Regions from separate parts of the Mus musculus genome. Here region 1 is linked to region 2. A link is a contact called in ENCODE POLR2A ChIA-PET data. All regions are on one chromosome and are shown on one strand. Each heading gives the region's core, a stretch centred on a gene start or an enhancer-like site at or near the end of the contact. The rest is flanking DNA. Distances are from core to core; before and after follow the strand shown. Region 1 overlaps Tgfbr3 (transforming growth factor, beta receptor III). Region 2 overlaps Tgfbr3 (transforming growth factor, beta receptor III).

Region 1 (3,798 bases), core at 873-3,372, 34 kb before region 2:
ATACATATTCATATAACATTCTTTGGTCGTAGTCACTCTCTAGCTAGCTGACTTTAAACAGTTATTTATTATATGTCAAGCTTTCAAGTATGTAAAGACTGCCTTTCTTTTCTTTTTTTTCTTTTTTTTCTTTTTTTTTGGTTTTTCGAGACAGGGTTTCTCTGTGTAACCCTGGCTGTCCTGGAACTCACTTTGTAGACCAGGCTGGCCTCGAACTCAGAAATCCGCCTGCCTCTGCCTCCCAAGTGCTGGGATTAAAGGCGTGTGCCACCACACCCGGCTTAAGACTGCCTTTCTTAACTGAGTAACTGAACAGTTACAAGTTAATTGTGAATTATGTCTCACTTTGAAAGGTGTCCTGTACTTAGCCATCTTAAGAATAGCTAGCACATTTTTTTCTTCCTGGCTACCAGACATCCATTTTGCCACATTTCCCTCTAAAAACAATGTTTTCCCTTCATTAAAACAAACAAACAAAATCTTCCGGGCCATCAAGATGGTCTAACAGTAAATGTGCTTGCTGTGCATAGCCTACACCTGATGACTGAGTTAGATTCTTAAACTGACTCAGAGCTGGAAGAGAAAGGACTTCACAAAGTTGTTTTCTGACATCTGCATGGGCTGCCCAATGCACATGTACACACATGTACATACATGTACATGGTGTCATACATGCCCCCATACACCCACACAAATGTACATAGACACATACATATACATACACAGATACACATACAGACACACACCACACACACAGATTGACAGATGCACACATACCACACACAGACAGAGACACACCACACACACAGAGGAACATACACACATGTACACACACAAATATATATAATATATTATATATAGAGACACATATACAACGATACACACAGACAAACACATACACACCACACACACACAGATGGATAAATATACACACACAAATATACATAGACACACACATATACATATACCAGATACACACACACACACACACACACCACACACACAAATTGACAGATGCTCACACACCACACACGGACAGAGACATACCACACACACACACACACACACACACACACACACACACACACGGAGGGACATACACACATCACACACACAAATATACACACACACACACACACAGATACACAGAGACAGACACACACCACACAGACGGACACACAAACACACACAGATAGACACAAACACGCACACACACACACATTCCTTCCTTAGTCTAGGCTTTTCTAAGTAGCTCCTTTGGAGCGTGGGTCTAGATTCGTGGTGCTGTCAAGGATTTGGTTGAGCAGGCTTTCCTCAGCTAATCCCTGTATTTACCCAAATGCTTTGCTGGTTCTCAGGAATGTGCAGCAGCCAGCTCTGATTAATGGTCTCAGAAGTAAACACAGCATGCTCCGAAATCAACAGACTTAGCAAGCGGCACATTCTTCTTTGTTTTTAACCTGTGAGTGCCCCCCCCCCCCTGTTTTCTTCTGCTAATTTGTGGTGCTAAAGGCTCCCATCCCCAGCAGTGGAGCACACTGCTGTGAAGCTTTGGGTGGCGAGCAAAGAGATCACTCTGCAGTCGCCTCCAGATTGTTCCAGGGTCTCAGTGGTTCTACTTACGCACTCACACAGCTCATGAGCCCAAAGAGATTTCATGATGTCAAGGCGGGTCAGCAGCTAAGTGACTATGACAGAACCTCACCTGAAAGAGGAGTTGGTGTTTTCTGGTTTTATTTCAGAGGTACACAATTATGGAGGCCTGGCTCCACCCAGCATTCAGCTGAGGGGCTGGATTCCTGAGTCATGCCACAGCTCTGGTCTGTAGTCTTGGCTGGACATCAGCCAGGTGGGACCCCTGGGATTCCCTTCCTGTCCTCCCAGGCCCTAGAACTCTGTCAGCACACTGGGGAGATTAGACAAAAAAAAAAAAAAAAAAACCCTCGCAGTTTGCTTTCTTTTCGAACACGTTCTCATAAAGAGGGGCTTCAGCTCAAAGAAGCTCCTTCTTTGTTCACCACAGCTGTGTGGAGTCTCAACTTGTCCTGCACTTCCTCGGAGATGTCTCGAGATCCGGAGTGAACTTGCTGTGGTTGCCTTTGGGCATCAAACTGTTTAGCTTGGCTCGATTATATAATAATTATATAATTGCCCAATATTCTTGTCAGCAATTTGCAGGCCGTATTTTTAATAGGGCCATTTGCCTTTCTTTCCATGGTTCCTTCAGGACTGGTGTAAGCTCCTGGATTATTGCAGCGCAGCCCCACAGGCCCTGCACAGATGTGAGCAGAGGTGACGCGCGCCCTGGGCTGCCTGTGGTTATTTGCTCCATAAAAATCCTCCTGTAAACCATCTTCTCAGTGCTCCTTATGGGTCTTTGCTTTAGTAAGATTTCTGTTGGTGTTCGTTGAAATGGTATATTCTTTCAGGGAGATTTCTCTTTATTAACCCGTTTAGGAAATCTAATTTTTGAAGAAAAAAACCTGGAAACAAACTCTCCAGCTTATTAACCCATTTAGGAAATCTAATTTTTGAAGAGGAAAAACGGGAGACAAACTCTCAGTGTTGTTGTCGAGTTCTTAAGCAAACAGACATTTCCATTTATCTGATGGTGAGAGAAAGGCGAGGCTTCCAGGGGTTAGCTGAAGTAAATTTCGTGGCTTTCAAATAAGTTTTCTAACTTGTCAGCATTGCTGGTAACTTTGTTCTCCCTTGACCTTGACTTCTTTCTCCCTGTGGCAATACACAAAACTTGTTGGGCAGGAGCTAAGAATTACATGAATGACCGACCACACTCCGATCTTTTCAGTTATCAGCAAGAAGACCTCAAAGAGAATGGGGTAGTGATCAAAATAGCTGATATTTTTTGATTGATAGCGTATTATATGTGTGGCACCTTATAAACCTGGGTGCGCGCTCTCTCTCTCTCTCTCTCTCTGTGCCTCTCTCTGTCTCTGTCTCTCTTTCTCCCTCTGCATCTCTGTCTCTCTCTCTCACACATACATATATATATTTCAACTGTCTCAAACAAAGCAACAACCTCCCCTCCCCCGATACACATATCAGTCACAAATCTCAGCTAGATGACGGCCACACCTTTAATTCCAGAACTCAGGGGTCAGAGGCAGGTGGATCTCTGTGAGTTTGTGGCCAGCCTGTTCTACAGAGTGAGTACAGACCTACCAGGACTACAGTGAGACCTTGCCTCAAACAAACCACACTCACACACAGACCCAGACACACACAGATCCAGACACACAGAGACCCACTACACACACACACACACACACACACACACGTAAAGCAACAGCAATACAACCTTGACAGAGCTCTAGACAGGAACCAGAAATGGTTAGAAAGAGGCTTCTGGATCACATGGCCCAGGACTGAGTTTTTCTGCAATGTGGCAGAGAGGCAGCAAAGCCCTTTCTCCTTTTTAATATTGGTGAAGAGGTGAAGAGTTGAAATATGAGTTTTGTTCTTTCTGTTCTTTTTTTGTTTTTTGTTGTTTTTTGTTTGTTTGTTTGTTTTTTGTTTTTTTCTCTCTGCAGATTGACTCTCAGTGCAATTGAAGTTGATCTTAGTGGTAACCTCGCCATGGTGAGGCTCAGTCTCTAAGAACTATTTCTGCTTGCTGGCTCTTGGAACTGCATGTCCAGTGTCCCTGACTGTGTACATTGTTACTGCTGATATGACAGGTGTCTGCCTGGCGTGTCTGTCACGGTCCTAAAAACTCCACACAGAACCAAAGATCTACTTGAGTGTGTTGGTACATTCCTGTGATGCTAGCCATTCAGG
Region 2 (3,987 bases), core at 1,196-3,695:
TTCTGGGGATCTGAACTCAAGACCTCATGAGTGCAAAGCAAGTACTTTATCTACTGAGCCATCTCCCAGTCTCGAAGCTAGTGCTTCATACCAAGAAATTGTAAAGTAGGGGAAACAGCCCTAGACTCTTCCAGGGTTATCCTGTCACTGTCAGAGTCCCAGGCGCTGTTGCCTTAGGAGTGAGGAAGAGGCTTGTTCAAGGGTGCCCTGGCTGCGCTGTCAGATTCCCTAGGGTGGTTCAAGCTAGCAGCAGGATGCTATTCTGGACAGTGCAGCCAACCGTCTCTCTGGCATCTGTCAGCCAGTAGGCATGTTAATAACAAGTCAGTCGGAGAGAAGCCTGCACTGGTCATAGCTACCTTGCCTTCTGAATGTGGGTCAGAGAGACTGAATAGATACATTCATTCAGTGATCAGGGAGTGGCAGCACCTTTACCCAAACAGGGTGATTTTCAGCTTTTTGATGACACACGCTGTTATTGTTGTAAATAGGACTGGCTGAAAATGTGCCCCTGGGAGTTAAGGCTTTGCTCTCTTCTCTACCACAGATCCTGTCTCCCTGTATCTCTGATCATTCTGTAAGTATCTGTTAAGGGCCAGAGACATACACAGATGCATAGGAAGGAGAGGGTAACTGGGGGTCCTCCTTTGTGTCTCCTCCTTACCAGTCTTTGGCACTGTCCATCAAGGACAGGAAATAGCCATCGGTTCCTTTGGTAAGAGCAGTTTTTAGACAGGTTTGGAAGAGGAAATGAAAACTGTTGAAAAACAGGAGATCTGCGGACAACTGCTAGAGTCTTCTTAGTCCTGTTTCCTGGGAACTCTTTCCCAGTTACCACTGAAAATGGTGGTTTTTTAAGTTTAACTAGCTTGTAGGTGACGCATGCTGGGAATAGAAGCCAGAACCATCCCATGCTATAAACTACCAGCCTGGGTGTGTCTGCCCTGGTTCTGTGCCTCTGGTTGCTGTGATTTGAAACTTCAAATGCTAACTGTGTGCCTAGCACTACACCTCACACCTCCAAGGCCACCCAGGACCTTCCTCTATGGTGGTATAGGGTATGGTGGAGGGGGAGGGACAGAAGCTTTGCTTTGGTAAGGCCTGGTGTTTGCTTGAACCCACAAGTGGACTGCAGGTCTGTGGGGAATCTGAAATACTAACTTCCAGCCATGCTGTGTACAAAATGAAACCAGAAAACAACGAGGCGTGTGTAGAGCAAAAAGGACTGAAAGTGACTGGAAAGATGGCTCAGCAGGTAAAGCAACCGACCTCTGTGCAAGCCTGGTACCCGAGTTTGGCCCCAGATCCCACATGAAGGTGTAAAGGGAGCACTGGAGCCATAGTGTCCCCTGATTGCCAGCTATGCATGTACACACACATGCAATAGTGAAGGATAAAAGAGAGAGAGGCTGAGGATAAGGCTCTGTGGGAAAGTACGTGCTGTGCAAATGTGAGAACCCGAGTTCAGATCGCTAGTACCTCGGGAGATGCCCGGTGGGTGTGGTGGCCCAGTGCTTGGGAGGTTGAGGCAGGACCCTTGGAGCAGGAGGCTAGCTGGACTAGTTGAATCAGAAAGCCCTGGGTTCGAGACAAAGGCCTTGCCTCAACATATAAAGCAAGAGTCACAAGGGAAGACAGCTGACCTCACCTCCACGTTCACATCCACATCCATACGTGTGCATGCACACTTACACACGTGTGAAAAAGGAGGAACTGGGCATCCTGGCAGATGGAGAGGAAGAGGCAGGAGGATTGCTGCAAGTTTGAGGCCAGCCTTTCATTTCTCTGGTACTCATTTTCTTAAACTACAGTTGAGATTTCCTTTTGTTTTCCTGCACCAGAGAGAGAGAGAGAGAGAGAGAGAGAGAGAGAGAGAGAGAGAGAGAGTATCATGCTTGTAATCCAGGCCTGCAGATGGCTGGCAGCTGTATGCCTCAGCGTTTGGAAATAAAAGGAATTTTAGCCCTTCATGAAAGGTAGACATTGAAAAACTCTTTCTCTGCTACGATTCTTATCTTCCCTTTTTGGATTCCCAGCACAAGGAAGTCATTTGCTACAACAAGGATTTGTGGAAACACATTCATTCAAATACAAAAAGAGAAAAACTTGACTAGTGTGTCAAGCAAGCCTTCCCTGTGACAGTGCTGGAATACGAGTTTACATGCCACAGTTTAAAGTTTAAATCATTAGCGACAAGCTCATTGCAGCCACTGGTGAGTGTGTATTTACTGCAAAGGCCCGAGAGATCTAAGCTCACGGCAGCACACATCCCCCTGGTTATCAGTACCATCCTCATGGCTGAGCTGGGGCCCTCGTTCCAGAAAACATACTTCCTTTCGTGTTGGAAATAATCCGCATTTATTTTGACCTTCAGAGGACTCGTGGCCTTGCTGGAGGACATGAGCCAAAATTTATCCTGGCAAGGCCAGAGCTGTTGGAGGCTTGTCTCCACAGGGATTGCATAGAGTGAGCCGTTAGAGGCAGCAGGAGGAAGGTGGCTGAGGTCAAACAGACATTCCTGAACTTTCCGGCCTGAAAATTAAAGGGGTACTTAAGAAAAGCAGTATTTGCAGCCCCTCTCTCTGTGTCTGTCTCTCCATCTCTGTTTCTCTCTGTGTGTCTGTGTCTCTCCATCTCTGTCTCTCTGTCTCTGTCTCTCTGTCTGCCTCTCTATCTCTGTCTTTCTGTTTCTCCGTGTCTCTGTCTTTCTGTCTCTGTCTCTCTGTCTCTCTCTCACCCCTCCCCTTCCCACCCCAGAGTTCCTGTTTGTCTGACTTTGCCAAGGTTAGAGTGTTCTTTGTAGCTGACCTTGGTAGGAAGAGGACATCGAATCTCATTTGTCACTGTGGATTAATGCCTGTAATTCTCTAAAGTTTGTCAAGTGCAGATCTCAGAAGATGGATCACATGACTTTTGAGCAGTATTCCTTGGTTGTAAAAATGTTGTTAGCTGAGGATGCAGCTTATGCCAGTCTTTGCCTAGCGTGTGTGCAAGGTCCCAGTTGGGGAGATATTTTAATCCATCAGGTGCTGTTGCGTAAGCACAAGTCCTCAAGTTCCGTTTCCAGAATCCATGTGGAAAGTCAGGCATGATGTGCATGCTTGTTCCCTGTCCCCATGCTGGGGAGACAGACACAGGTAGATTCCTGGGGCTCACTGGCCTGACAGCCTAGCCCGATGGTGAGCCCATGGTCCCAAAGAGACATTCTGTCTCAAAAAACGAAACAAAGCAAACCAAACCAATAACAACAAAACCCCAAACAAGATGAATGGCTCCTGAGGAATAATATCCAGGTTTGACCCCTGGTCTCTCTTCTCATGCACACATATATGCATACATTCACACACACACACATCCCCCAAGTTTGATCCCCAACATGGGCAAAATATGAATAAATGAATAAGCCCTTATAAAAGTACCGTCAGACTGTTAGGTGGCTGGAGATGACTGTCATGGTGTCTTCCCTCCAACCTCACCTCAGCTGAGACAGCGACCAAAGCGCAAGGCAGAATTCAAAGGACTGCTCTTACTGCAAAGCCAATGTGCTAACTAGAGGCTGCGTGGCGAGTGTGAGAATCCTTAGCTAGACCAGAGTCTCTTGTGACGCTGAACCACAGTTAGCATCTGTTATATTTCTAGCTGTTTTAGAAACAGGAGATGCTGAGGCGCTAGATAAATCACACGTGGTAACATTAAGACATTTGTTTTACTAAGAATATCCATTATGTGAGAACAATTAAAAATGATCATTTTAGAGTCAAGCTCTCAGTTTGATTTGGGGGAGGGGTAAGTATTTTATATCATACTTACATGAAGAATATGGATACTGATGGTCTTAAATACTTCATGTCACTGTTGATGTTTACTGTGCCGGTGAAGAGTTTCATCTGAGCCCAGTAAATGGGAACCACATTCTGTAATGATTTTCAGAACATAAGGTGAAAGAGGTTCCATAAAATACTCAGGTGGGCTGAGTGATGAGATGAA

The links. ChIA-PET counts read pairs that join two places held with the same protein, here RNA polymerase II (POLR2A).
Region 1: POLR2A ChIA-PET joins it to region 2 with 25 read pairs in Patski. The contact joins two enhancer-like sites. POLR2A ChIA-PET finds 5 or more read pairs at or near these places in 3 of 5 experiments (Patski and embryonic stem cell).

What each region holds. Positions count from the first base shown.
Region 1 is chr5:107,266,660-107,270,457 of GRCm38, reverse strand. All of the region lies in intron 1 of Tgfbr3 (transforming growth factor, beta receptor III), which reads left to right. Among named protein-coding and RNA genes, the nearest start is that of Tgfbr3, 21 kb to the left of the region's middle. Within about 2 kb of position 2,122, at least 1 of the 3 ENCODE cell types and tissues checked has a DNase peak (open chromatin) inside an H3K27ac peak, as active enhancers do.
Region 2 is chr5:107,232,534-107,236,520 of GRCm38, reverse strand. The region is part of intron 2 of Tgfbr3 (transforming growth factor, beta receptor III); the gene reads left to right. Among named protein-coding and RNA genes, the nearest start is that of Tgfbr3, 55 kb to the left of the region's middle. Within about 2 kb of position 2,445, at least 1 of the 3 ENCODE cell types and tissues checked has a DNase peak (open chromatin) inside an H3K27ac peak, as active enhancers do.